5 separate regions of the Mus musculus genome follow, and all the other regions are linked to region 1. Evidence: chromatin loops called from intact Hi-C (ENCODE). Cell type or tissue: left cerebral cortex. All regions are shown on one strand. Each heading gives the region's core, and the rest is flanking DNA. Links, peaks and the distances in the headings are about the cores only.

Evidence for each region. A loop is a pair of places that touch in the nucleus more often than their neighbours do. Peaks named below come from ENCODE experiments on the same cell type or tissue, not always from the same donor. Only the 100,000 strongest peaks of a DNase experiment are listed, where the experiment ranks them.
Region 2: a loop joins it to region 1, with 2.7 times the contacts of the local background. A loop is called at or near these places in 3 of 42 quality-filtered maps.
Region 3: a loop joins it to region 1, with 5 times the contacts of the local background. A loop is called at or near these places in 16 of 42 quality-filtered maps.
Region 4: it touches region 1 in a loop (2.3-fold over the local background); 2 of 42 quality-filtered maps call a loop at or near these places.
Region 5: a loop joins it to region 1, with 3 times the contacts of the local background. A loop is called at or near these places in 2 of 42 quality-filtered maps.

What each region holds. Positions count from the first base shown.
Region 1 is chr5:121,169,581-121,175,523 of GRCm38, forward strand. Ptpn11 (protein tyrosine phosphatase, non-receptor type 11) reads right to left here. Exons shown (of 16, transcript NM_001109992.1): 2 at 2,401-2,523. Among named protein-coding and RNA genes, the nearest start is that of Ptpn11, 19 kb to the right of the region's middle. In left cerebral cortex, for the core only: CTCF peaks have their summits at 3,587 (motif pointing left) and 4,511; a DNase peak (open chromatin) is centred at 3,565; H3K27ac peaks cover 1,582 bases.
Region 2 is chr5:120,803,307-120,809,249 of GRCm38, forward strand. Oas1c (2'-5' oligoadenylate synthetase 1C) reads right to left here. Exons shown (of 7, transcript NM_033541.4): 2 at 5,275-5,738; 3 at 4,654-4,942; 4 at 2,098-2,294. The coding sequence starts at 5,457. Among named protein-coding and RNA genes, the nearest start is that of Oas1c, 6.2 kb to the right of the region's middle. In left cerebral cortex, for the core only: a CTCF peak has its summit at 3,373 (motif pointing right); a DNase peak (open chromatin) is centred at 3,377.
Region 3 is chr5:120,951,375-120,957,317 of GRCm38, forward strand. Rph3a (rabphilin 3A) reads right to left here. Exons shown (of 22, transcript NM_011286.3): 11 at 4,523-4,609; 12 at 4,011-4,070; 13 at 3,031-3,222; 14 at 688-767. Gm32185 (a long non-coding RNA gene) reads left to right here. Exons shown (of 2, transcript XR_387678.3): 2 at 1,138-1,394. Among named protein-coding and RNA genes, the nearest start is that of Gm32185, 4.1 kb to the left of the region's middle. In left cerebral cortex, for the core only: a CTCF peak has its summit at 2,789 (motif pointing right); a DNase peak (open chromatin) is centred at 2,789.
Region 4 is chr5:120,813,232-120,819,174 of GRCm38, forward strand. It overlaps the pseudogene Oas1b. Among named protein-coding and RNA genes, the nearest start is that of Oas1c, 3.7 kb to the left of the region's middle. In left cerebral cortex, for the core only: a CTCF peak has its summit at 2,922 (motif pointing left); DNase peaks (open chromatin) are centred at 1,509 and 2,903.
Region 5 is chr5:120,790,798-120,796,740 of GRCm38, forward strand. Oas1e (2'-5' oligoadenylate synthetase 1E) reads right to left here and starts at 4,733. Exons shown (of 6, transcript NM_145210.2): 1 at 4,519-4,733; 2 at 3,308-3,596; 3 at 986-1,182. The coding sequence starts at 4,701. In left cerebral cortex, for the core only: a CTCF peak has its summit at 2,496 (motif pointing right); a DNase peak (open chromatin) is centred at 2,487.

The DNA of each region.
Region 1 (5,943 bases), core at 570-5,569:
CAGCTCCATTAAAAAATTTTTAATGTTTAAAAAAAAAAAAACTCTGGAGGTGGTGAGCTGGCTCATCAGAAAAGCCTGACAGCCACAGCCAGGTCCCTGGCAGCCATGGAGACTCTGATGTAGGAGGGAACTGACACGCACAGAGAGCACACAACAATGGACAAGTATTCTCAAGACCTGATGAGTAACAGAAGTCTCATATGCACTCCCTGGGAGGTAACACTGTCCAGTCAGTGCTGACATCTCCTCTACCAAGGTCAGAATGTGCTTACACAGTCACCCTTACTCTCAGGGACAAATGTCACAGTCCTGCATCTTGCTTCAAAGGACTCAAGGAGTCCATGTGCTAGCATTCGCTTTTAATCCTAAAACAGAGGCAAGTAGATCTCTGTGAATTCAAGGCCAGCCTGATCTACACACCAAACTCCAAGCCAGCCAGCCTCATCTAGTGAGGTCGTATGTCATGGATAGATGGATGGGTGGGTGGGTGGATGGGTGGATGGACAGACAGACAGATGGATGGATGGATGGGTGGATAGATTCTTCCTAAGTCTCAGTGAGATGCTAAATAAATTCTCAAGGACATGATTTATTCATGTTTATGTGAACAGTAAGATCTATAAAAATCAAACCCATTTACTGCAATTTGAACAGCTACAACAGGCATACAGAAAACATCTAGAAAACTCCCACATCTGCTCAGAGGGACAGTGAGAATACACCACACTGTCTGGTGGGATGTAAAACAAACCAAAGCTGCCCAATGTCCATCACTGGAAGAATGGAGAAGCGAGTGTGGTGGCACCATTTGACCACCAAAGAGCCAGTACAATAAACAGCTCGATGTCCCAGCATGCAACTCTCGCTCTTCATTGGATACATGAATTACAGAACTATTAATGCACCAGGCCACAAGAGCTCACTAGACAGTGTAGTATACAACACATCATCAGGGGGATCCATGCCAACCTTTGCACAGTGGAGAACAAGACTAGGCAGGGGCTCATGGGAACCACATCTACCTCACAGAGGTTTCCTTCTGGACAAATGAAAGTGATGTGAAGAACTTTGCAAAGACTGTTCCAAACCAAGAAAGAAAAACACAGAAAGCAGGTCAAAGGTGAGGAGCCAGGACTCAGCCCTGGAGGCTCTGGGGATGTCTCTCTGCCCAAGGTATTCTCTCTCAGTCCCCTCGGTGAGTAGAACACCCAGCAGTCCTTTCTAGTTACTTCCCAAGGCTGTGACTCTGGGAGACCACAAACAAACAAACAAGAGTATAGAGGCTGGAGAGAGGGCTCATCAGTTAGGAGCACTGGCTGCTCCTCCTGAGGGCCCAACACTCACATGGTGGCTCACAACCACCTGGAACTCCACCTCCAAGAGATATGATGCCCTCTTCTAGCCTCCGAACACACACAGGGTACACATACATACACGCAAGCAGAACATTCATACACATAAAATCTTTTTTTAAAAAGATGTATTTATTTATTATATGTAAGTACACTGTAGCTATCTTCAGACACTCCAGAAGAGGGAGTCAGGTCTCATTTCGGATGGTTGTGAGCCACCATGTGGTTGCTAGGATTTGAACTAGGGACCTTTAGAAGAGCAGTAGGGTGCTCTTACCCGCTGAGCCATTTCACCAGCTCCATACACATAAAATCTTAAAAAAATAAAATAAAAGCCGGGCGGTGGTAGCGTAAGTCTTTTTTTTTTTTTTTCTAAAGATTTATTTATTATTACATGTAAGTACACTGTAGCTGTCTTCAGACACACCAGAAGGGGGCATCAGATCTCATTATGGGTGGTTGTGAGCCACCATGTGGTTGCTGGGATTTGAACTCAGGACCTTCAGAAGAGCAGTCAGTGCTCTTAACCACTAAGCCATCTCTCCAGCCCAGCGTAAGTCTTTAATCCCAGCACTCAGGAGGCAGAGACAGGCAGATTTCTGAGTTTGAGGCCAGCCTGGTCTAAAGAGTGAGTTCCAGAACAGCCAGGGCTATACAGAGAAACCCTGTCTCGAAAAACAACAAAAACAAACAAACAAACAAACAAATAAAAAAAATAAATAAATACTGGGCAGTGGTGGCGCACACCTGTAACCCCAGCTCTTAGGAAGCAGAGGCAGGTGGATCTCTCTGAATTTGAGACCAGCCTGATATACAGAGTGAGTTCCAGGACAGCCAGGGGCTATACTGAGATTTTCTGTCTTGAAAAACAAAAACAAAGTAAAATGAAATAAAAGCCTAGGAACTGGCATGTGCCCTGATTGGCTCCACAGTGCTGCAGACAGGACAGGCCCCAAACTCTAGGGGAAGAAGCAAGGCAGACAAGTATGGCCTCATCCCTCCTCTGGAAATACAGACCATGAGTGTCTCTCATTACCTCCCAACTTACCTAACAGACAGAGTGAAGTCTCCAGGGTTACTCTTACTGGGCCTTGCTAAAAAACTGCCATCGACTCCTCTGGTCAGCAGGAGATTCTCTGCCTCCACACCAGTGATGTTGGGGTGAAACCATCTTGAGGGAGAAAAACAGGACAATGAGAACCAAAGCACAGCTGAGCACCCTTACCCCACCATGTGGAGGCTGTGAGCACCCTTACCCACCATGTGGAGGCTGTGAGCACCCTTATCCCACCATGTGGAGGCTGTGAGCACCCTTACCCCACCATGTGGAGGCTGTGATCTGTGGCACCGACAGCTTCCAGGCTCACCCCTGTCCTTCCCTCCTTAGCCCCCTTTCCTTGATGGGACATTTGGATCCTGCACCCTGCAGGCTCAGGAGCAGCATGGCCAGTGGGGCTGGACTGATAACACAGTGCACTGGTGGGTTTGCCTCCCCCAAAAGATCACCCACATGGTCAGGAAATTGTCTGCATGCAAAGAAACCAAACAAGCACAAACTGTCATGAGTAAGAACGGGTACTGCGGCTTACAGAGTCAGGTTCTCATTGCTGGGGAGGGAGAGGAAAAAACCAGAACACTTGCAGGGTACCAGACTGTAAAGGAAGACACCCATATAAATTCAACTTTCTAATATATATGTAGAAAGAAATACATAGATCTACAAACTGAACAAGGTAATTTCCAGAAATAAGTGTAAGCTACCTTCCCACAAAACACTTGTTCCAAAAACAAAACAAACAAAACACCTGATAAACATCATAAGAGACAACTTTAACAGGATTTCTCTCAAAGAGGTGTCACTATGTAACTGTGTACTAGGCTGGCCTACACCTTGGGTCTCTCCTACTTGCAGCCTCTGGCATAGGATGACAGGTGCACACCATGCCACAGGAACAATCTTAGTCAGCTGGCAGTACCACCTGTCACAGGTCGCAAACTGCATGTTTCCAGATCCCATGATGGGGACTTCACATGCAATGTCCTTTAGAAGACAAAAGTGCCCACTGTAGGTGACATTTACTTCAAAGGATTCCCCGGTTTCCAGCAAGTTCTCCTTCATGTCACTAGACAGATGGCTCCGCGGTTAAGAGTACTTACTGTTCTTACAACTGAGTTTAGTTTTCCCTAGCACCTACATTCTGTAACTTCAGCTCCAGGGGGAGTGGTGCCCTCTTCTGGCCTCAAATAAATAAACAACATATTTAAGATCTCCTTCATGAAGACTCAGGTGAAGTCAAGGCCAAGGCAGACCCTGTCTCTGGAGGCTGGCTGACACGTCTAAATACTCCCAGGGAGTAAGCGTCAATACTAATGTTGGGAGCCAAAGGCTGGGGCTGTACCACAGCAGCAGTGTTTGCCTAGCAAGCACGGAGCCTGGATCGACTTCAGCACTGCACAGGGCACACCACATACACCAGAGGGCTTGATCCATACTAAGATCACATCCAGGAGAAGTGGAGGCCATGCTCACCCACACAGGAAGGAGGAGGACAGCCAAGGCTACATGAGACCCTGGCTCCAAAAATAAATAAACAAAACAAAAAGGTTTTTGTGTGTTACTGGGAACAGGATTGAGGCCCTACACACACTAGTCCAATCCCTAAGGTAGTGAGTGAGTGAGGCAGACCTAAGCTGCCTGCTAGCCACTCAAGCACCTGGTTCTCAGTAAGCAGCAACATCGGGAGCTCATCTTTAAAATAATAAGCACACTCTGTCCCAACAACATGCAAGCTGAGAACAGAAAAGCCCGCAGCAGCCCAACACAGACATGGCTGCAGCATCTTACAGGCTTCAGAGGGCTCCAACCTCTGTTCTGATTGACCTCACGTTTGATCATCAAACTCAAGACTCAAGTCAAAGGAATAAAATGGGAGTTGACTTTTTACTCCTCCAAGAGCTGGTCAAATCCCAGCACTCAGGAGGCAGATGCAGGTGGATCTCTGAGTTTGAGGCCTAGCCTGGCCTACAAAGTTCCAGAATAGCCAGGGCTACACAAAAATAAATAAAGGAAGGAGGAAAGGAGGGATGGAGGGAGGGCACAGGCAGGCAGAGGCAGTAAGGCAGGCAGGCAAGCAGGCACCCTCCAGTGGATGAAAAAGCATTTAACAGCAAAGTTTCAAAGGTAGAAATGGAGAACCTGGTGCCACTGGCCTGGTTCAAATCCCAGCTAAGTGGCTGAGCTAAATGATTAACCCCTTTTAAGGCAACCATGGCTTAGAGAGTAACTGCCCCCTTCTGCACAGAGGGCCGAGAGGATGGGTTCATGTAGTTCCTAAAGCACACAACAGCCTAGAACAGTGCCAGGCAGCACTGTCTCCCTGTGGCAGACAGCAGTGCCTACCTTAGTCCTCAGGAGGATCAGAAATTCAAGGTCAGCCTGGGCAAGTTCCTTCATCTGTATGTGGGTGACAGAGTCCTCCACCTGCCCCGGCCTCTGCCTGCAGCTTACCAGATACTTTCCATTAAGCACTCTTCCTCCACTGCCGAGCCTGTTCTCAGAAACTGACGGACCGGCCGGCCGGCCCCCTCTGCTCACCCACACAGTGGTGTGTGTGAGACTTAGCGGCTGTCCTCTCTAAGCAGAGGCCTGGACTGTAAAGTTCTGTCCGAATCAGCTGGGTGAGGCCCAGCTTTTGCTTTCATTTTGGAGACACGGTTTCATTCTGTAGCTCAGGCTAGCCTGCAGTCTCACCCTGGTGCTGGGGTCCCAGGCATGGCTCTAAGCCTGGCTCTGGCCATCATCTTCAACTTTCACTTTAGCTCTTAGGTGATCTGCAGACTTTTCCCTTTTGCAGTGAGAGTCACATTCCTTTTAAACTATTTTGTGTGGCTGTGTTCAAGCCACAGCACTCGTGTGCAGATTACAGGATAAGCTGGGAGTCGGGGGTGGGGAATGTTCCCTCTTCCACCATGTGTGGCTCCTAAGGATGGAACTCAGGTCATCAGGGTCAACAGCAATGCCTTTATCCACGGAGCCATCGCACCAGCCCTTAGTCATCTTTACACTGTGATGATGGATACCTAGCAGTGTTTGAAAAGTTATAAGCCCATACCCATAACCACCAGAGTTTTTAGAAGATTTATTCTTTTCTTTTTTTTTTAAATTTTAGCGCACGCCTTTAATCCCAGCACTAGGGAGGCAGAGGCAGGCGGATTTCTGAGTTCCGAGGCCAGCCTGGTCTACAAAGTGAGTTCCAGGATAGCCAGGGCTACACAGAGAAACCCTGTCTCAAAAAAAAAAAATTATTATATATGAGTACACTATAGCTGTCTTCAGACATACCAGAAGGCATCAGCTCCCATTACAGATAGTTGTGAGCCACCATGTGGTTGCTGGGAATTGAATTCAAGACTTCTGGAAGAGCTGTCAGTGCTCTTAACCAGTGAGCCATCTCTCCAGCCCAGATTTATTCTTATGTGTGTTTTACCAGTGCATCAGATGTGTGCAGTGCACTCAGAGGCCAGAAAGGATTTCAGATTCTCTGAGGTCAGTTGTAAACTGCCACATGGGTGCTGGGAAGTGAACCCAGGT
Region 2 (5,943 bases), core at 293-5,292, 370 kb before region 1:
GGGTGGGGGCGGGACATAAGGAGTGCTCAGTATGGAAGTTTTCTCATGGTCTCTGAAGTAACTGGGAAGGGGCCAGGAAAATGGCTCAGAGGTAAATCGCCTCCCTCCCCATGTAGGGGTGAGAACTACAGGTCAGATCCCCACATGAGTGTCAGGCTCTTGAGGAAGCTGTCTCCTAATCCTAGCTCAAAAGGCTGGAGATGTGCTTCCAGGGGCTGCAGGACTCTCTAGACTTGCTGATCCAGCACACTGTGTGTCCTGTGTGAGACCCTGACTGATTATAGAAGGTGGGTAGGTGACCTGCTCTCACTCTCTGGCCGCCACAATCTTATGCACACACAAATACATGTGCTCCCATGAACAGGTATATGTTGTGAGTTCTTTTTAAAACAGGCTCTGCCTCTCCTGGGACTGTGGCCCTTGCTTTCAGTGTAGTGTAGCTCTGAGATCAGCTACAGCTGGCCCCACTCCCAGTTTGCTTGGTTTTCCCTGGTTAGGTTTTCCAACCACCAACCACAGACTTTCCCCTGTGATTGTGCTCTCAGCCCCTTCTGGCTTAGCTTTGCCAAGCCACCATCAAGGATCTGGCTCCTCTCTTTTTCTACCCATTTTTACTCTGTGGAAGAAACTCGTTTAGACAGAACTTGCCAGATAACAATTCCTGGGTGCAGAATCTCCTGCCCTTAACTATCAGCTAGCCTATATCAGACATCTACCATAGGAGGCGGCAGCCAGTTCTAGTTACCCTAAGATCTTACATGGTTGTTGCTTGCTCCTCATTCCAAAGCCTGGCTGAAAAGCCCTTTCTTTTTCCTTTGTCTCTTTTTCATTCCGGGATATGGAAATACCACTGTACCCTTCACCCAGCAATTGGCTCCCACCTTCTTTATTGACTAAATCAAGAACCAAGTAGGGAATCAGACTTTAGTATCAGCATGCTGCTATACACACACAAACAACACATATACATTTAAAGAATAGTCCAGGAAAATATTGAGAAATCACCCATTAAAAGAGGTACTATCCGAACAATAGAAACCATAGAAAGTAACATGAAGTGTTTGCTGAAGAAGGAAGCAGAGAGGCAGAGACACAAATGAAGCCGCTGCCATGGAACAGCGGATTAGACACGGCTGAAGAGAGAGTTAGCTGAATAGAAAGTGGACTCAAAGAAATCACTTAGAACAAGCATGGAAAGTCCTCCCTCCTCTTAGGTCCCCTCTCCCTCCCCATTCCCTCTCCCTCCTACAGCATCAGGTTCCTTTACTGCTCTACCACACCCTGTTTCTCTGAACCCCTCTGATCTGCCCCCCTTCTAACCACTTTTCCTTTTCCATTTTTTATTTTCTCACCTGGTGCCATTTTGATTTGTCTTTGTCAACCTGACACAGAGAGTGCCATCTGGAGAAGATGGACCCACAACTGAGAAAAGGCCTCCATCAGCCTGACCTGGAGTCAAGCCTGTGGGCATTTTATGATCAGTGTGGGAGGGTCCCACCCATTGTGGGCATTGCCTGTCCTAGGCAGGTGGTCCTGAGATGTTTGTAAAAATCAGACTGATCGCCCAAGGGTCTCAGGCAGCTAGCAGAGTTCCTCCATGGCCTCAGCTTCAGTTCCTGCCTCTGCTTCCCTCAGAGATGGAGTGCGATGCAGGAACGTGAGCCAGACAATCCCTTTCCACCCAATTACTTTGCAGCAGCAGCGTCTTTACCACAGCAGTCAGAGCAAACTAGTTCAGAAACCAGTCCTAGGGAAGGGCTCCCTTAATGATCTGTGCGGAAATATTCATGATAGGTGTGGGTGTGGTCGGTGCTATGCCTGAGCATGTGGACTGTACAATATCTGAGTGAGCCATGGACATCAAGGTAGTGTGCAGAATTTCTCCATGGTCTCTGCTTCAGTTACTGTCCTGGCTTCCCTCAATGATGCCCTGTGACTGGGATGTGTAACCAAGTGAGACCTTTCCTTCCCAAGGCACTCTTGGTCATGTGATAAAGCTATCATGTCCATAGACAGCCAGCTAGACTAGACCTCTTCTCTGGCCTGAATCCCACTCTCTACACATAGGGTCCACAGGATCTGGGTCGGATGCCTTACCAGTTGATACCAGTGCTTGACCAGACGGATGAGGTTCCAGAGCTTGGGCGCACGATACCTCATGAAGTTCTGATGGAGGTCGGTGAAGCAGATGGAGAAATCGCCCTCCTTCTCCAGGGTGGTGCACTCATGGATGAGTTGGGCGTAGACTTTGTTGTAGAATTGGGGTTCAGCATACGTGTTGTTTCTCAGTTCATCTATAAAGAAAGCATCTCTCATGTTTAGACTCACCCCTGCTCTGAGCATCTTCCTTCTCCCTAGGGTCACAATTACTGTGTATTCGGTTCAGTGAACAGGGCAAAGTTTGTCCTCAGCAAGCATTGCTTCCAATACAGCCATGAGCCCACCACACCTCTGTAAGTGAATTGACCTAGAAAATCTGTGGCTCCAACTGCTATTAGTAGGAAGCCTTACTCACAGGTCTGAAGACAGTGGTGGGAAGAAACAGCACACAGTGGTCACTCACAGGAGAGCTACACAGTCATCTGTCAAAGGCCAACCATGCTCTGGTGTAGCACGGAGCACTCGACTGCATTTGTATATCGTATCTCCTGCTTACAGTCTCTCCCTGTTTTGAGATGAAGGGTGGATTTTGTGTGCATGGATGTGGTAAACACATATTCAGAGGCCACAAGAGGAGATGGGGCATCTTCCTTTATAGTTTGTCACACTCTCCCTTTGCAGCAGGGTCTCTCTGTGAACATGGAGCTTGGCTGGCATCCATCATGCCACAGAGACTCTCCTATCTCTGTTCCCATAGCAACAGGGATAAAGATCAACGTGTGGAACTTCCTAACATTAGGTGGGCATTGGGGATTTGAACTCAGGACTCACAGTTGTACAGCAATCACTCTTATCTACTAGCTGTCTCCCCAGAACTGTGCTAAGTTACCTGGGTAAGGGCTGTGGCTGGGGTCCTCTTTTGGGCTGCTATCCACACGAGCATTCCCAAGGCAGTTCTTCTAGGATCGAGTTCCTATCCCACTGGAAAGCTGCCACAGGCTGGAGAAGTCCATGAGCAAGACAGGCTACTGCTGGAGCCGCCCTCCCAGCTCATTTCTGGGCTACCCCCGCCTCCCCCACCCCCTGCCATGAGCCCCCTTCACTGAGCAGGGTTCTAAGCCTCTTGCAGCTTCCCACAACATGATGCCCTGGTCCTACTCCCAGGCTGGCCCTCTCAGTCCTTGCTGCCTGAGACTCTGGACTGATTCCATGGCTCTCCTAAACCAAGGGCTTGTGGCCTTGTCTCTAAGTAAAAGCAACAGTTCACACAGTGGCCAACAGGGGGTGCTGTGCTTCCTCCAAATGTAAAGCCTCAAGTATTCTCTAAGCTCCCCATACTGGTCTTTCATGGCTGTTCTTGTTTTTTTTTGGGGGGGGTGGGTGGGGTGGGGTGGGGTGGGTGGGCAGGGGGCAGGGAGGGAGTAGGTTGGGAAATTTGTAATTTTGGAGACATACTTTGTGTCAGTCAGGCCTAGTATGAGAGAACTTAATGTAGAGATTCGTTAATGTGCAATTATATAACATGTGTGTGCATGAGGGATTCGGGGTGTGTGCTCTGGGTTTCTAGTTTTCTAGAGGGGGAAAGAATTCCTTTCGGAAATTCTGCATCTTGCACCCCAACCCCCATGTGCAGATACCCAGGCGGCTGCATAGGTTTGAGGTCTCATTCTTTGATAGAAGAAGAAACAGATGTTAATTTTTAGCCATTTTTTTTGTCCCACTTTTAGAGACACACAGTTCCCAGTCTCAGCCATGTAGACAGCTGTTCACCATGCAGTTGTTTTCTGGATGCCCCAGGGGCTGGGCAGATGGCTCTATGCGTAAAGGGCTTCTTACAAGAACTAAAAGGACCCTCAAATCAGATTTTGAGTATCCCCGATAAAAGCTGTGATTGAGGGGCATGATGAGGGTCCACACCAAAATCTCAGAGCTGGACAAGTAGAGACCAGAGAATCCCTCAGGCTCACTGTCTGACTAGATAAGTTGACATGAAGCTGGCCCATCCATCTATCTCAAAACAAACAAGAAAACAAACCTGCCTGGCTTGATGGAGGAAGCCCAAGTGTGTCCTGAATATGTTTGAGTATAATTGTTTACAAGTGGAGACTCATAGCCTACAGACACTTCTAGGAGACCAAGCATCCCCTCCCCCCAGCCCTGTGCTGTACCTAATTGACATCCTGAGGCTCCAGGTGCCAGAGATTGTGGGTTCAGCTCCATCAGAGCACACACCTCACCTGACCCCAGCTCCTTACTGCAAGAGCCATGAAGGTGGGGCAGCAAACTCCAGGTCAACCTCTCAACCAAAATAGGCTCTTAAGTAACCAACCTCCAAGGCTGGCGTCTGACCATTACCTACACATGCAGACATGTGAACAGACATCTGCATACATGAGAACATGCTACCCCAACACACACACACACACACACACACACACACACACACACACAGAGAGAGAGAGAGAGAGAGAGAGAGAGAGAGAGAGAAGGAATAGAAGAGAGGATTCAGGCATGAGGAAGGGTAGGCTGAGGCTCTGCTGCTGGCTGACTTACATAGGACATCATAGGCTGGCTGCACATCAAATTCCACCTCCTGCTGGAGCTCGGGGGAGCTCAGCTTGAAGCTCAGAGACCTGGAGTTGGGCTCCTCTGAGCTCTGCACCTCAAACTTCACTTTAAATGGTTTCTCTTGCTGCAGCTGACACAGGTGTTTCTGAATTTCCTCAACGAACTCTCCCCGTCGCTTTAACTGCTCCTCAAAGCTGGTGAGATTGTTAAAGAACAACACCATTTTGGCCTCTGACTTGCCCTTGAGTGCAGTGTGTTCATCATAGGAGCCGCCCTAAAAGACAAAGATGAGAATAACAAAGAATAGGAGAGCCATGCTGGGCAGTCCAGATGCTGAATAGAGTAGGAGTCCACCACTGAGAGCTCACCCATGTGTAGTGGAATTCTATTCAGCCCTGAAGAATGAAATTGGCATCTCTGTAGGATAATAGATGGTTCTGGATCTCCTTGTGGTACAGGAGATAAGCCCTGTGCCATAGCTGGGATGCACATGAGGACACTGGGCACAGAGCAGGTAGGTAACTCACACCCCACTAAGGACTGCAGTCTGGCTTCTGAGAGTCCTCTCCCACCCCATCCCAATGAGCTCAGGCTAATGGGACTCACCATCACAACCCTGGAGACCCTCACAGGATGGGCGGCACCTTGGAAGCATCTCTCCTTCAGGAAAGCACTTATGGAGTCGATGTCTGCTCTGAGCTCAGTAAGGAAGGTGGTGTCAGGAAAGAGGTAATCACATATGAACTCGTCCAGCTCCCTGGCTTGGATGCTGCAGAGACCATTCTCCATCCTGAGGCCAGGAGTGTTTGCTGACTGCAGCCTTGCCTCATGAGTCAGCTGCCCCTTATATCCATAGCTGCTTTCTCTTCCCAGGAAGGGCGGGGCTATGCAAATCAGACCTCTGCACAGGCCACCTCTGGCTCCTGGGCTCCCTGACCCTCTGGGGTCTGTTTACCTGCTGGCATTTCTTTGGATTGTCAAACCCTCATCACAGCAGGCTGTGAACCAGGAGGCATGAAGCATCCTAAACATAGTTTCTGTTGTTCCTCCTTCTTGATCTTGAATTGTTACTAAAGAAAAATCATTTGATTGCCTTCTAGATTTTTAACAACAGAACACACACAGATAAACACACACACACTCACACTCACACACACGTCAGTAAAACATGAAGATCAAGTTAGATAAATCCAGAAAATGGTAGGCACCCATTTCAGCACAGCTGTGGTGGATTTGTCACAGGTCCTTGCTGGATATTGTAATCTGCAAGGTCCT
Region 3 (5,943 bases), core at 664-5,663, 220 kb before region 1:
GACACTACTGTCACCCCCAGTGAGCCAGAGAGGGTTAGCCACTCCCACCTGCCCCTAGTAGCACAGCAGCATGAGGTGGCTTTAGCCAGCATCTGCTCTGGGGAAGTCTGGTCCAGATCTTGCTGGGTTTTCCTGGGGTCCCAGACTTAAGTTCATCTTGGGGGGTTCCCCCAGGATCTGGAACCATCCAGTTCATCATCTCCACACACCCCAAAGCCGTCTGCGGTGCCTTCCTCCCCTTCCCCATGCCCTGCCCCCCTTACTATCCACAGCCACACACACACACACACACACACACACACACACATACACACACACACACATTGCTATTCCTGCTGGACAAAGACATCAGGAGAAGAGATGGAAAACCTAGAATCACCAAGTCAGGCTGTCATTAAGTCTTGGTAATACCTGCAGTGTTCCCTCTGGGATGCTGTGGGTAACCTGGGCAACCCTCACAGCTGAGCTGCCACCACTCTCAGAAGCAGCCACAGGACCATTCCTAGAGGAAGCCCCCCCCCCCCACACACACACCACCACCACCAAGGAAGTCTGCCATGGCTGACGACAATCCTGTTCTCATCTCTGTCATTGCCACAGGTCAGTGATGGTGGGAGCTGAGCCTGGGATTCATCTTGACCTGAGTCTCTTAGGAAAACCAGAGCCTCCCTAGGGATCCCCACACACCTTCGCCCTGATGATGGTGCACTGCAGGTTGCTGTTGTCTTGGTCATAGAGAAGGCTGAATTCCAGGGCACCCAGTGTGGCTGCAGGCAACAGAAGACAAGAGTCAAGCGAAGCATTTGCTTAGTCAATTCACGAGCATTTCCTGGGTGCTTACCAATGTGTCTGGCCTCAGCTAGACACTGGGACCACAGAAGAGAGGGAGGGCAGGCCCTGGTCTGATCCTCCATCTATTCTGGCAGATCTCTCTCCTTGGGGGTCCTTCCACCATCATTTATAAATGTGTTTACTTAGTGACTTCATCTCCTGACAGATTGAGGTTACCCTGAAGACAAGGGCTGGGATGGCTGATTGACCACTACGTGCCCCTACTGTGTGCAGGGCACATAGTAGGTATTCCCGTGTGTGCTGAAGGAATGAATGAAAGTCAGTGTTTGCTGTTTCCCTTCCTAGGAATGCTCTCCCACGTCATTCCCGCGTGACTCATACCCTCTCAAGCCCTCCAGCTTGGCTCAAGAGTCACTTCCTAGAGAAGCCCTCCCTTAAGCAGCCACTGGAGAGATCACTCAGCCTGCGATGAGCTCATTCATCGTTGGACTCTTTCTCCCCTGTTGCGTTTTGCCCTAATGTCCTAGTGCCTGGAGCAGCTTGAGTCTCAGGATGCGAGGTCAATAAATCCTCGTCCATGACAAAGATGAGCCAGCAAGGAACAGAGAGAAGCCAAGCTTGCTGTAACCAGCCCTGCAACTGAGCATTCGTCAGGGCAGCCTGGAGGCTCGGAGAGGTCACACTTGAGAGACAGGTGACTGAAGGATCATGGAAGAGCGGCCAGGATAAGGACCAGGGAGGGCAGATACGGAGTGCTGTTGAGGCTGACAAGACAGGTGGGTTCCCCTCTCAGGCTCCCCTCTCCCTTCCCTGAGACCACAGATCCCTGACTCTGGAGAGCACCCGTTACAACAGGGACAGCTGCTACAACACACAGTGTGGCCCTCGAGGGACTGGAGCCTTTTTTCACTTGATAGCTGTGCTGGTATTTTCACTCTCTAGCTGTGCTGGTTGGTTTGTGACAACTTGACACAGGCAAGAAGGGAACCTCTATTGAGAAAATGTCTTAACAGACTAGCCTGTAGAACATTTTCTTAGTGAGTGGTGCCACCCCTGGACTGATGGTCCTGGGTTCTATCAGAAAGCAGGTTGGGTAAGCTACGAGGAACAAGCCAGTAAGCAGCACCCCTCCCTGGCCTCTGCATCAGCTCCTGCCTCCAGGCCCCTGCCTTGACTTCCACTCATGATGTATTACAGCCAGAAGATAAAACAAACCCTTTCATTCTCAAACTGCTTTTTAGACATGGTGGGGTTTATCACAGCAATAGAAACCCTAACTAAGACACTGGCCATTTCAGAGACATAGGGAGCCTTTCCAAGACTATATGTAGAACGAGAAGAGAGAAGGTCCTGTCTCCGTGCACTAGGGACGGGAAGTAGGAAATGTGATGGCCCTGGCTGGAGGGCTCCATCATTTGAATAACATAGCTGCCATTACTCCTGTGTGCTCAGCCCAACACAGTGTTGTCCAAATTTACTAAAGCACTTTCCCTGCAGTGCCTTGGTTTACCCAGCCATCAGCTTACACAGGAAGCAATACAGATTAGTGGGTCCCAACCAGGTCATCCCACCTCCCAGTAGCACCCATCCTGGCTGTTTCAGTCATAGCAGAAGAAAAAGCCCTATGTGGTGAGGGGGAGGCGTTCACACATGTATGTGTGTGTGCGTGCATGTGTGTCCTTGGCCCTCTGTGTCTGAGTCCAAGAAGGACACAGTAAGCACCTAACAAATCATTGGGTGGATGATGTCCCCGTCATGAGGGGGAAGAATGACTGCAGATAAAGACATACGTTAGACACAGAAACTCGCGCCTTTGTGGGGCTGTAGGCCACCAGATAATTCTGTTTGGTAGCTGGCTGCCCCACTGAACCTCAAAAAACAAAACGAAACAACAAAAAAACAAAAACAAAAACACTATAGGCTTTAAGTGACTCAATGACTCTGCCTCCAATGCGCTTTAACCCATGAAATGTGTAGTTCTGACACTGACCACATGGTGGCGCTCACTGGCCACCCCAGCGCTGGTGAGTTACTGGGTTTATCTCAATGGTAGAGCCCTTTCCCTGCACACTCAAGACCCTAGCTTTGATCTCCAGAACCAAAGGATTTTTAGGGTACATGTGTTAGCAGTTAGGGGGCATCTACAGACCCTAGAATCCCATTTCTGCCCCCTTGGGTTCAGTTTCTGGAAGAGTTTTCCCAAATGCCCCCCACACCCCACACCTCGGAGCCACCTACTTGCTTCATCAGAGTCATAACTATTGGCTTCTTCCTCCTCCTCCTCCGCAGGTGGTGGCTGGCGAGCAGGGGCTGCCTGGGAATAGGGGGCTGCAGTGTGCGGCGCTGCCTGGAAGCCCCCCGCAGGTCCTGTCCTCTCCTCTCGGGCTGGGGCGACAGCCCCTGGATAGCCAGGGTCACTTGGAGGAGCCTCTGTGGGGAGAAAAGAGGCAGTGTTGAGTCTGTCATAGCAATTGGCTAGAGAAAGCTTCTGGAATGCAGGTTCCCAGGCTGCACTCAGAATGAAAGGCAGGCCCTGGCGTTCGCAAGACCCGGGCTAAGGGGGTAATTCGGATAAGACCCAGACAAGACAAACCTCACAGGGGTGAATCAGTGGTGTGGACTCAGCTAGACAGTATGAATCAGCCTCAGCTGTGTGACCCAGGGCCAGTTACTTAACATCTCTGAGCCTTAGTTTCCTTATTTGTAGAATAGGAGTTACCCAATCCAGAGTTGTTTCTATGGCAGTCAATATTAGTTGCATTAAACCTTGAGAGTCCGTGAAAAACAAGTTACCATGTAACCATGACAACCAGGCATCTGAGACCTGCCTGTATGTGGGTCCAAGTAATCACTGTTCATTTATCCTGGGCCAAACACACTTCAGGCTCCACAAAAAGTGTTTTGTTTCTTAAGCTAATTTTAAAAAGTGTTTTAGTTGGTTTAATCATCACAACAAGACTATGAAGGAAGTCTGAGCCTGACTCCCACTTTATAGAAAAAAACCCTAAAGCTTAGAGAGATTTAGTCACTTGCCAGGAGTCACACAGCAAGAAGGGAAGAACCAGGGATGGTACCCAGCAGGCTATGCTCTGAGCCACAGAAACTGGCTTGCCAGTGGTCAGAGGTTTAGAAAGGAGCTGCTTCAGCCTGGTCAGACCAGTCTTGGTGACAGCCTGAGTAGATGTGATCCTGTAGAGCCTGGGACATTTCACACTTGCCTGTGCTCTGCTCCGGAAAGCGTCCTGGCCCAGGAGTGGCCCTGCTGCCCCCAGGGGGCCCTGCAAGGGGAAGGAAAGGGGGTGGTGATGAAGACACACTTCCTGGGTATCTGTCCTTCCCTCTCTTCATACACAGGCTAGACTGAAAGCAGACAATGGTGTGGAGAAGTTCCTGGGGATGTTAGGAACTGTCCCTCTGGGGGGGGGGGTTACTGGCATGGGAGAAGCCCAGGTTGAACCTCAGCTTGGAGATCTCCACCACCCCCCAACCCCCGGAGTCCCCACTTTTACATCCTCCTCTGAGATGTGGAGGAGTTACCACAGGGAGCCCTGTCCCTTCGTGGTGGACAGGATGCTCCACCCAGCCCTCCCTCTGCCAAAGTCCTGCTCTAAGTGGGGTCTCCTCCATCCCCAGGGTCTAAGGAGAGAGCTCAGAGCTCAGCACTACAGAGCAATGGGACCGTGGTCACCGCTGCGGGGCACAGGGCACATGGTGGCTTAGTGGCTGGTACCTGGCTGCACCGGCTGAGGAGGTGCTGGGCTTGGCACTGGGGCTGGGGCAGGGCGGGCTGCCTGGACTGAGTTAGCTCGCCTCAAACCTGCATGAGGAGGAGAAAAACAAGATAATTCACACCACACATACATGCACACACACACTACACATACACCACACACATGCATGCACACATACACACTACACACACACCACACCCATAATATACACACACACCACACACATGCATGCACACATACATACTACATACCACAGGCACACACACACACCACATGCATGCATGCACACACATAATATACACACACCACATGCATGCATGCACACACATTACACACACCATACACACTACATATACCACACGCATGCATGCACATACAGTATACACACCACACACACACACACACACACACATCATACCCCCACATGCATGCATGCACACACATAATACACTCACATCACATGCATGTATGCATACACATACACCACACACACACACTACACACACACACTACACACACACACACTCGTGGTGCGCACTCCCTTGAGGCTCCCCTGGATGCTGTCCTGCTCTGCTCCCAGCCCTCCTCTGGCCCCTCTGTCTTCTTCTCAGTGCCCAGAACCTCTGGGCAAATCTCAGCAGAGTTATTGAAAAGCACAGGTAAGCTGGGTGCAGGGAGGCAGGCCTGCCATCATACTCCAGTGGCTGAGGTAGGAGACTTGCAATTTCAAGGTCTGCCTGGGACACAGAGTGAGCTCAAGACCAGAACCCATCTCAAAATAAAACAGTAAGACGGGCCCATGAGTTCAGATTAGTGCGGTGTGCTTGCCTAGAACCTGCCCCCATGAGTTGCCGATGGGGGTAAGGGAGATATTACATGCAGAGAGTTTAGCCATGTGATCAGTGCAAAGCGGGTGCTTGTGCCATGAGTTAGTGTCACTGATGAATCCTGATACCATCCATAAAGAGAATTGATGAGCCACAATAAGGGGTGGCTCTCTGTGAGTTTGAGGGCAGTCTGGTCTACATAGTGAGTTCTAGGCCAGCTGCGGCTACATGGTGAGACCCGATCTCAAAAATAAGAAGCAAGTGAACCAAAACCAGCAGCTTGCCTTAGATGCTCGTGCCTATAGCACTCAAAAGAGGGTGAGACAGGAGGATTGTTGTGTATACCAGTCCAGCCTGGCTACACCAGGAAGCCCTGTTTCCAGAACCAACTAGGCAAGCAAGCCTAAAACGCAAAACAACTAAACAAGCCAGATAGTTACAAGTGTTGTCGAAAGTATATAGAAACTGGGTGGGTTTACTATCGACAGAAATGTAAAAGTAGTCTGTCTACCTACATAGGAAACAGGATGCTGGCTTCTTTTTTTAAAAAAACAAAAAAAGTTAAATATAGAACTGCCCAACTTTGGGACATT
Region 4 (5,943 bases), core at 280-5,279, 360 kb before region 1:
TAAGGTCACATAGACTAAGTCAAATGTGACACGGAGGACAGACCAGGACTCGCCTGCTATGTGACTGGATTGATGGACCCTCTCTGGACTCGGTTCCCGGGCTGTCTGTCAAATCACATTTCATGACACTGGTACTTAACTCTCAGACTCTGTGAAGGGTGCAGAAATGAAGTTGTTTTCTTGTTTTCAGTTGACTGTATTTCTACATTTTTAGTTGTGAGTGGGGCTCTGTATGTGTTAGTGCAGGTTTGGTCAGAATTGAAAAGGGGGTGTCAGATCCCTTAGAGCTGCAGTTACATAGGTGGCTCTGAGCTGGCCTGCTTGGGTGCTGGGAACTAAACTGAGGTCATCAGCAGGAACAGCAGGCAGTTTTAGCTACTGACCCACCTCTCCATCCGGAGATGTGACAATTTGTAATGCCCTCTCTCAACAGTAGCTGATGCTCATGTGTGTTAGTGATGATTCTAAGCATTTTATTTAGGGAGGCTTTGTTCAGCATGAATTCTTCTTTTTATGATATTTGTTTTACAGACTTGGATCACCTTTATTGTTTTTTTCAGTTTCTCTATGATGTTATATGTTATTCTATATCACACAAGGCCATCTTCTCTTTAATGATGTCACTTGCGCATATTTCCTCCCAGCTAACAATGCCAACCATGGGACTATGGCTACATTCTCATATATCTGTATTAATTTAGTCATAGTCTCCTTCCAATCTCTACTATCCTTTACCTCCCACCAGACCCTCCCCAGAGATTCACTCTCTGATGGTATGTCACATGTGTGCAGCTAATGTGGGCACTGCATGAGTGCTACTGTACCCTTCCCAAACTCTTCTGTGCTTGTTTCATTTAGACCTCTCCCCCACTCCCATACACAGCCCCCCCCCCCACACACACACTTGAACACACAGAGACTCCACAGATGAACATGGATATTTTCCCTTCACGGTGTGGTTTATCTTCTGTATCAAGAGGAGATCCAGCACCCTCTATTTTCCTACATAGATTCTGATGTCACTCTTCAGGGCTGACTAATATTCTCCTGCACATCTAGCAGCTTGCTCCATCCATCCAACCATCCATCCATCCATCCATCCATCTATCACCTTGGTGATGGACTCCAGTTCAGCATCTGGACCTCCCAGCATGGCTCTCCCTGTCCTTTGTCATTCTCTTTCTTGTCTTTCAGGGCAAAGGCACCGCGCTCAAGGGCAGGTCAGACGCTGACCTGGTGGTGTTCCTTAACAATCTCACCAGCTTTGAGGATCAGTTAAACCAACAGGGAGTGTTGATTAAGGAAATTAAGAAACAGCTGTGCGAGGTTCAGCATGAGAGACGTTGTGGAGTGAAGTTTGAGGTCCACAGTTTAAGGAGTCCCAACTCCCGGGCTCTGAGCTTCAAGCTGAGCGCCCCCGACCTGCTGAAGGAGGTGAAGTTTGATGTGCTGCCAGCCTATGATTTACTGGGTAAGGCAGCCTGCCAGAGAGCCTCAGCTCACCCTTCTGCATGCCTTCATCCTCCCTTCTAGTTCCACCTCTGTGTGTGTGCACATGTGTGTTGCGTAGGTGTTCTCTTGTGTGTGGGTGTGATCCGGAACCATGGCTAACTCATCTCAAGAGTCATCCATCTTTTTTGAGACCTTGTCTCTCCCTGGTTCAGAATTCACACTTGAGCCTGACTGGCTGGGAAGAGCCCCAGGGACCCTCAGAGTCTCCCCCTTCTCAGTTCTGAGATTACAATCCTACACCACCAACACTGGCTTTTTCTCTGAGTTCTGGGATTCCGACGGGGGTCCTCATGCTTGCGAGCCAAGCACGTTACAGACTGAGCTATCTCCCCAGCCCACACCTTCCATCCCTGAACTGAAAACCATTATCATTTGAGAAATTCAACTAAAGAGAATGTCTCTTTAAAGCTGCGCTGGGGAGGAGGGATTTTGGAAATTTGGTAGCGGGGAGACAGAATCCATCCCACAGGGACATTGAGCAGCCTGCTGGCTCACTTAGGGGAGGGAGTCAAACTAGATGCTCCCTCAGCATACCAGTCCTACTCACGGCTAGCTGTGGGTTTTGTCTTCTTAAACATGAGACAGTGTAGACTTCACTGAAAATAACAAACTCGCGAATCTTCTCCCTCAGAGCTGTTCAGAGACCTGGGGTGTCTGCAGGAGAGTTTGCACAGGACGCAGATCTCATCGGAGCTCTGGCCCCTCAGTAAAACTGCAGATGCAGCCACCCAACTCACACATGCACACACATTTTATAACATTACACATTAAAAGATCTTATCTTTTGACAAAAATCTCAATTATTCAATTTTACCAATGAAGACTTGCAAAGCCAGATACTGTGGTAAAATCCTGCTAGCTCAGGGAGGCAGAGAAAGCACCTAGCTGACCTTCCTCCTGAGCCAGAATGTTCCAGAATGCATCCCCTTCTCATGCTATCTCATAACCTCTTTCAAATGGAATGTCCCTCCCCTCTACTTCCTGTGGGTCTCTCTATCCCTCCTTCTGACTCCCTCTTACTCTCTGTGGTTCCTTCTTAGTAATCCCATGTTCGCTTCTGGTCAGCTGGTTGCTTGCTCTGCCTCTTGATCTATGATTGGCTTTATTTAATCCTGTTTACAATATTCAAGCAGAAAGCTCCTGGATTAAGGGTGTGTGCTAAGGCTGAGCCACCACACCTAAAACCAGGTTTTTCCAATAAACAACTCAATCTCAGGGTTCACAGTGTGATCAAATATCCTGCAACAATCTTTTACCAGGCCTGATACAGCATGCGTCGCCAAAATTACAGATTGTCCAACTCAGGAAACACTCCTGAGAGCACAGTGGGATCTTGGGGGAGCTTAGAGAATACTTGAGGCTTTACATTTGGGGGAAGCACAGCACCCCCTGTTGGCCACTGTGTGAACTTCTGCTGTTAACTTAGTGACAAGGCCACTAGCCCTTGGCTTAGGAGAGCCGTGGAAACAGTCCAGAGTCTCAGGCAGCAGGGACTGAGAGGGCCAGCCTGGGAGTAGGACCAGGGCAGCCTGCTGTGGGAAGCTGCAAGAGGCTTAGAACCTTGTTCAGTGGAGGGGGATCAGAGTGGGTGACCAGAAATGATCTGTGACAGCAGGTCCCACAGAAGCCTGTCTGGGTCATGGATTTCCTCAGCCTCAGCAGCTTTCCAGTGGTGAGGGGCTCTACCACAGAAGGACTGCCTGTGGGCAACAGCCAAAGAGAGGATCATAGCCACAGCCCTATAGAAGATGACATAAGCAATGAGCCCTATTGTAACTAGACCCTGACACTAATCTAGACTAGCCCATAACCTCCATGGTCACTGAGTGACAGGCTTGTCGAAGCTCCATCCGTGAGTGACTTTGCCCTGTGTCAGCATCACAGTCTGATGGTGTGGTCTGCTGCATGGCACACATGTGCACACACCTAAGGCACAGCCTGCCTAGACTACTCAAATGTGCACACACACCTATACACACATCTATTCCATAGTCTGCTGCTCTTCTACTCTATAAGTGCACAGGACACACACACACAAACACACACACACCCTAACACTGCCATATCTTGTTCCATCTGGACAAACAAAACCACATGATATTAACTTATCACTACAAGAAATCACCCACCGAAAACACACAGTGGCTGGGGAGACAGCTCAGTGGATAAGGGCGATTGCTGCTCAAGCATGAGTACCTGAGTTCAAATCCCCAATATCCACCTAAACTTAGGAAGTGCCACACATTGACCTGGATACCTGGTCACTATGGGGGCAAAAGACAGGAGATTCTGTAAGACCTGCAGGATTCCAGCCAAGCTCCACATTTACAGACAGACTCTGACGCAAAGAAACATACTGACAAACTATAAAGAAGAGACACCTTAGGTCCTCTCCTGTCTCTGAACATATCAGGAACACTCGCCATGCATACACAATATAGAGCAGAGACTCTGTCAGTGTGAGACGTGATATGTGAATGCAGCCGACTGCTCCACAGTGAACTTTGACACATACATGAGTGCACAACTTTGACAAGAACTATGCAGAAGATACTGGAACCAGACGTGGTTGGCCATTATCTGATGATCACGTGTGTGTGACCACAGTGTGCTGGTTCCTCCCACCTCTGTCTCCAGGCCTGCAAGAAAGACCCTCACTAGAGCAAACTGGGAGCAGGGACTTTGTAGTGCACAGCATGTGTGCAGTCCTAAGGAGTGGTGGGGCAGATGGGTATATGCGGAGCGATGCCTGCTGGGGAAAAACGCTGCCTGTTCGCTGAACCCCATAGGCTGTGATTCTGGACCTGGGGAGACTGAGGAACCTCAGAGAGGGGCTGAGCTGTTCCACTGAATGAAATCTTGTTTACAGATCATCTTAACATCCTCAAGAAGCCTAACCAACAATTCTACGCCAATCTCATCAGTGGGCGTACCCCGCCGGGGAAGGAGGGCAAGTTATCGATCTGCTTTATGGGGCTTCAGAAGTACTTCCTGAACTGTCGCCCAACCAAGCTGAAGCGCCTCATCCGCCTGGTCACGCACTGGTACCAACTGGTAAGGCATTGGCCTGGTCACTGTGCGCTTCATCTGTACAGAGTGTAGACACGGGGCAGAGAAAATGTGTACTCTAGTTCGGCGTCTATTGAGGTAATAACTCTATCACATGACCAAAACGCTCCTGGGAAGGAAGGATATTCTTATGTTTACACATCTAAGGCACACTCCATCATTGAGGGAAGTCAGAGGAATAACTGAAGCAGAGGCCATGGAGGAATTCTGCTCACCGTTTGCTGTCCATGACGCACTCAGCGGCCATTTCTACACAGCCCAAGGCCACATTCCACTCATGGCCCCAACCACAGTGGTCTGGTCCCACCAACATCAATCAGTGATTAGTAACATGCCCATAAACTACCCAAGCCAGTCAGATGGATCTGCATTTTACTGAGCAAGATGGACTCCTACCAGAGGAGGCTAGCTGGTGTTTAGTGGACAAAAAGTAAGCAGCACAATTGACCCCTTTTCAACATGGCACACAAACAAACCACGGTTGAACCATAACCTTTCCCTTCTTGCTTGTCCCTAAGATCTCATGTCGCTATCACACCATAAAACACAACTTAGGTTTAAAGTCCCCAAATTAAAAATCAAACCTAAAGAAACTCCCAACACATAAAAAGACTAGTCTCTCAATGCTGGCCTCATATAAAATTAAAACACAAGTTAAATACTTTCTTACTGCAAGAGGGAAGAACCAAGTCACTGTCACAATCTAATTAAAACACAACCAAAATTCAACAGAGCAAAAGGCTCAGTATCTGATATCTGGGACTCATAGTTCTCTGAGCTTCTCCGGCTCTGCCATCCACGGCACACACAGCAGGTCTCAGGCTCAGGCCAGCTTTGTTCTCACAGTGCTCTGTTCCTGACAGTCATCTCCTGCTCAGGGCAAGGCCAGTATCTTGGGGTTTCCACTGCCATTGAGGCTGCACTTTCACTAATGGCTTCTCCTGGCCTCTCGCAGTGCCAGGCCTCAGCTGCTCTCCAAGGCCCCTTCAGTCCAGCAGTTCTCATGGGACTTGAAATCTGGGAGACATCTCTGCAGTTCCAGGTGTGATTGACACTTGGAGATGCAGACTTGGGACCCCTGGACTACAGCTGATAGAGTCCATGGTCTGCCAAAGAATGATGTCCTGCACTCAAATTGTATGCAAAAGCAAAGAGCGTTTTTATTCTGTGGGATTCCAGCATGCTGGGATCTATCATTAACCAAGATGGAGATGCCCAGATGAGATCACAGGCTCAATTTAAAGCACATTAGTGGAATTCCATGGAAGAGTAGGTGACCTTTTTCTTGATTGGTTGGCTCTATTCTAGGGACATTCCTGAATCATTGCTGGGGGGGCTAGAAACTGTCACTTGGGGAAGCCT
Region 5 (5,943 bases), core at 609-5,608, 380 kb before region 1:
TCTCGGAGAGCAGCTAAGGCCTGGCACTGCGAGAGGCAAGGAAAAGCCATTGGTGAAAGTGCAGCCTCAATGGCAGTGGAGACCCTGAGGATTCTGGACTCACCCTGAGCAGGAGACAACTGCCAGGGACATGAGAATAGAGCTGGCCTGAGCTTGAGACCTGCTGTGTGTGCTGTGGATGGCAGAGCCCGAGAAGCTCAGTGAACTAGATATCAGATATCTAGTTCTAGATATCAGATACTGAGTTTTTTGCTTTGTTGGGGTTTCACCGTTGTTGTTGTTTTATTTATCTGATTGTGACTGTGACCTCTTGCAGTAGCAAAGAATTTAACTAGTGTTTTAAATTTTATATGAGAGTATCCTTGAGAGACTCATCTTGTTACATATTGAAATTTCAACCGCCCCCCTCCCCCCCAAAAAAAACCCTTTTAGATTCCTAACACTAAATGGTGTTTTATGGCATGATATCAACACGACATCTTTACAAAAAGTCAAGAATGGAAAGGTTATGGTTCAATAAAGATGTCTGTGAGAGCATCAATTTGAAAGTGGGTCTTTTGTGAAAGTGAGTTTTTACCAACTAGACAGTAAGCTGAGCAGGAGGCACCCTTAATCAAGAGGAAATCCCTCCATCACTCTGGTTTAGGGCAGTCTGTGGGGACATATTTGTGGTCAGTGATGGATGTGGTTGGTGCCATGCCTGGGCGTGTGCACACTGTAATAAAGCAATCTGAGTGAGCCATGGAGATGAAGCCAGTGAGCAGAATTCCTCCATGGTCTCTGCTTCAGTTACTGTCCTGACTTCCCTCAATGATGCCCTGTGACTGGGATGTGTAACCAAGTGAGACCTTTCCTTCCCAAGGCACTCTTGGTCATGTGATAAAGCTATCATGTCCATAGACAGCCAGCTAGACTAGACCTCTTCTCTGGCCTGAATCTCACTCTCTACACATAGGGTCCACAGGATCTGGGTCGGATGCCTTACCAGTTGATACCAGTGCTTGACCAGACGGATGAGGTTCCAGAGCTTGGGCGCACGATACCTCAGGAAGCTCTGATGAAGGTCGGTGAAGCAGATGGAGAACTCGCCCTCCTTCTCCAGGGTGGTGCACTCATGGATGAGTTGGGCGTAGACTTTGTTGTAGTTAATGGATTCAAAGGACTTGCAGTATCCCCCTTCATCTATGAAGGAAGTTTCATTGATGTTTAGGCCAAACTCTGATCTAAGAGTCTTCCATACCTCTAGGGTCACAGTCACTCTCTATGGGGTTAAGTGAACAGGGCAAACTTTGTCTGCAGCAGCGTCACTCCCCATACAGACATGAGCCCACCTCTGGACTGCATACATGAAAGTCTGCGCCACCAACTGCTCATAGTAGATTGCATTGCTCACAAGGTTGGAGACAGTGGTGGGAAGAAACAGCATTCGATGGTCACACACAAGAGAGCTACAGAGTCACTTGATAATGGCCAACCATGCTCTGGTGTACCATGGAGCACTCTACTGCATTTGTATATCATATCTCCTGCTTACAGTCTCTCCCTATTTTGAGATGATTATGTGTGCATGGGTGTGGCAAACACATATTCAGAGGCCACAAGATGGAGTCTTCATTTATAGTTTACCCCCTCCCTTTGCAGCAGGGTCTCTCTGTGAACATGGAGCTTGGCTGGCATCCATCAGGTCACAGAGACTCTCCTGTCTCTGTTCCCATAGTAACAGGGATACAGGTCAATGTGTGGAACTTCCTAAGAGTAGGTGGGCTTTGGGGATTTGAACTCAGTTCCTCATGCTTGTACAGCAATCACCCTTATCTAACTAGCTATCCTTCGAACTTTTACTGTGACAGGGAGCAGGCTATGGAATTGATGTGTGTGTGGCTATGTGTGCGTGTGTGTGCACTCCAAGGCAGCAGGCTGAGCCATAGGTGTTGCAGGTGTGTAGCCATGGTTTCAGCAGGCCATACTGTCAGGCTTTGAGGCTGCCACAGACCTAAATCACTCACTGATGGAGCTTGGGACAAGTCCAGTCTCCCACTATTCCAAGAAGCTATGAAGAACTTATTTACTAGTTCAAGAACCAGCACACAGTAGGTCTCATTTAAGTAACCTGGGTTAGGGCTATGGCTGGGGTCCTCTTTTGGACTGCTATCCACATGAGAATTCTCAAGGCAGTCCTTCTAGGATAGAGTTCCTATCCCACTGGAAAGCTGCCTCACGCTGGTGAAGTCCATGAGCAAGACAGGCTTCTGCAGGAGCCACCCTCCCAGCTCATTTCTGGGTCACCCCCTCTGAGCCCCCTTCACTGAGTAGGGTTCTAAGCCTCTTGCAGCTTTCCACAGCAGGCTGCCCTGGTCCTACTCACAGGCTGACCCTCTCAGTGCCTGCTGCCCGAGACTCTGGACTGTTTCCATGGCTCTCTTAAGCCAAGGGATAGGCTGTTGTCCTGGCTTGTATCTAAGTTAATAGCAGCAGTTCACACAGTGGCCAGGAGGGGGTGCTGTGCTTTCACGAACTATAAAACCTCAACTATTACCCAAGATCCCCAATCCCATACAGTTTTTTCATGGGTGTTCCTGGTTTTCTTTGGGTTGAGTTGGGCATGATTTTGGAGACACACTATGTGTCAGTCAGGTCTGCTATCAGAGAACTTAATGTAGAGGATCGTTAATGTGCAATTCTATAACACGTGTGTGCATGTGGAAGTTTGGGGTGTGTCGGGGGAGTGCACAAATGAAATCACAGTGCTGGGCAGGTAGAGACAGGAGAATGTCTCAGACTCACTGTCTGACTAAATAGGTGGACATGAAGCTGGCTGATCCACCTTTCTCAAAACAAACTTGCCTGGCTTGTAGTGGGTGGAAGAAGCCCAAGTGTGTCCTGAATATGTCTGAGTATAATCATTTAGAAGTGGAGACTCATAACCTACACACACTTCTAGGAGACCAAGCATCCCCTCCCCCCAGCCCTGTGCTGTACCTAATTGACATTCTGAGGCTCCAGGTGCCAGAGATTGTGGGTTCAGCTCCATCAGAGCACACACCTCACCTGACCCCAGCTCCTTACTGCAGGAGCCATGAAGGTGGGGCAGCAAACTCCAGGTCAACCTCTCAACCAAAATAGGCTCTTAAGTAACCAACCTCCAAGGCTGGCGTCTGACCATTACCCACACAGGCAAACATGTGAACAGACATCTGCATACATGAGAACATGCTCTCCCAACACACACAATCACACACAGAGAAATAGAAAAGAGGATTCATGCATGAGGGGAGAGCAGGCTGAACTCTGCTGCTCTCTGACTTACACAGAGCATCATAGGCTGGCTGCACATCAAATTCCACCTCCTGCTGGCGCTCTGGGGAGCACAGCTTGAAGGTCAGAGACCTGGTGTTGGGCTCCTCTGAGCTCTGCACCTCAAACTTGAGTTTACATGGCTTCTCTTGCTGCAACTGGAGCAGGTGTTTCCGAATTTCTTCAATGAACACTTGCTGCCACTTTAACTGGTCCTCAAAGCTGGTGAGATCATTAAAGAACACCACCATGTTGGCCTCTGACCTTCCCTTGAGTGCATTGTGTTCATCATAGGAGCCTCCCTAAAAGACAAAAATGAGAATAAGAAAGGATAAGGAGAGCCGTGCTGGGCAGTCCAGAAGATGAACAGAGTAGGAGTCCATCACCAAGAGTGACCAAGAGTGAATAAAGCTTGCCCATGTGTAGTGGAATTCTATTCAGCCCTGAAGAATGAAATTGGCATCTCTGTAGGATAATAGATGGTTCTGGATCTCCTTGTGGTACAGGAGATAAGCCAGGCTCAGAATGATGAACATCCTTGATTTATCTGTTTCTATCCAGAATTGTGTGTGTGTGTGTGTGTGTGTGTGTGTGTGTGTGTGTGTGTGTGTTAGTGATGAAAGGAAACACTCTGGGGAATTCAGGTTCAAGTACAATGTAGTGAGATGGTAGTGGGTGAGAGGACACAGAGACATATTAAACTGTTGTCACAATCCCCCTTGCTAGCAGAGTATTAAAAGGAAAAGGCCATGACCACCATGACTCTGGAAAGAAAGTCTGTATCAAAGACCACAGGACAAATGTCAAAATTAAGGAAACTGAATTCACAAAAACATTTTAAAAAATGATAAAAAGTGATATGTAGAGATTTCCCCCCCCCCCCAAATAAAATGCTGAGCCCAAGCAATAACACAGTTCAACTCCTGACATTGATGAGTAGACATTACAACACAACATGTCTGCAGCCTTCACAGTGACTGAGACAGGGACTGCTGTCATACAGACCCATGGGACAGATGGAAACATGAGCAATGAGCTTCCATCAGTCCAGTTATCCAGCAGTGGGGTCCCTGTTCTGTCCTCTGCCCTGTGCCATAGCTGGGTCTACATGAGGACACTGGGCACAGAGCAGGTAGGTAACTCACACCCCACTAAGGACTGCAGTCTGGCTTCTGAGAGTCCTCTCCCACCCCATCCCGATGAGCTCAGGCTAATGGGACTCACCATCACAACCCTGGCGACCCTCATAGGGTGGGTGGCACCTTGGAAGCATCTCTCCTTCAGGAAAGCACTTATGGAGTCGATGTCTGCTCTGAGCTCAGTAAGGAAGGTGGTGTCAGGAAGGAGTTGATCCTCTATGAAGTTATCCAGCCTCCAGATTGGGGTTCTGAAGAGTTCCCTCGCCATCCTGAGGCCAGGAGTGTTTGCTGACTGCAGCCTTGCCTCATGAGTCAGCTGCCCCTTATATCCATAGCTGCTTTCTCTTCCCAGGAAGGGCGGGGCTATGCAGATCAGACCTCTGCACCTAGATAGCCTCCTAGATTTTTAACAACAACAACAACAACAACAACAACAACAACAACAACAACACCAACACACACACACACACACACACACACACACACACACACACACACACACACACGTTACTGTAACATGAAGAGAAGCGAGAGAAATCCAGCAGCCGGCAGGCAGGAGCTCCAGCACAGCTGTGGTGGGTTTGTCACAGCTGACTGGTCCATGCTGGATATTGTTTGTCACAGCTGACTGCTCCATGATGGATATTGTAACGAGCCGTCTGCAAGGTCCTGGCTAGCTTCTAGTTCAGACTTAGCGTCTGTGGGTTCTCAGATGCACACCCATGATGTGCCTATCGTCCAAGGCCTAATCCAAACCCACCTTTCTGCCCTGTACCCCCACCTCTGTCTGTCCATCCATAAAGGACAAAGGTCTCACATCCTTCTTTAATATGGGATCTCACTCCTTTGCTCAGGGTGGATGTGAACCTGGGGACCTGCCCCATTGGACCCCTAAGTGCTGAGCTCACAGGACTGTGCCTCTCTCCCCAGCTGTAACCAATCCATTGCCACTCTCCACTTCAATAGCATAAAGTGTCGACCTGTGCCCAAGATTCACCTTCATGAGGGTGATCCTGTCTCCATGCCAACCTCTCCCTACCCAGCAGGAGTGAATATTCATCATGGCAGGATGGTCCACACCTGTGATTTCAATGCCTGGGAGCTTGATACGGAAGATATAGAGTTCAAGGCCAGCCTGGGCTATGTGATGAGACTGTCTCATAAAATGGAAAAAAAAAGTCTCTCCCACACTCATATGAGTACACACACACAGACAGTCACACACACACACACACACACACACACACACACACACACACACACACACACACACACACACACACACTGCCCACCCCATATACCTAAATTATTCTTGCAAGTGATGCAGACTACAAGGAACAGAAGAGTGATGAAATTATGACCACATTGGTTCTCCCATGGTTTTTTTGTCACGTGTGATGGTTTGTATGCTTGGCCCAGGGAGTGGTACTGTTGGAAGGTGAGCGGCCTTGTTGGAGGGGTGTGGCATTGTTGGAGTAGATGTGTTACCATGGGTGTGGGCTTTAAGACT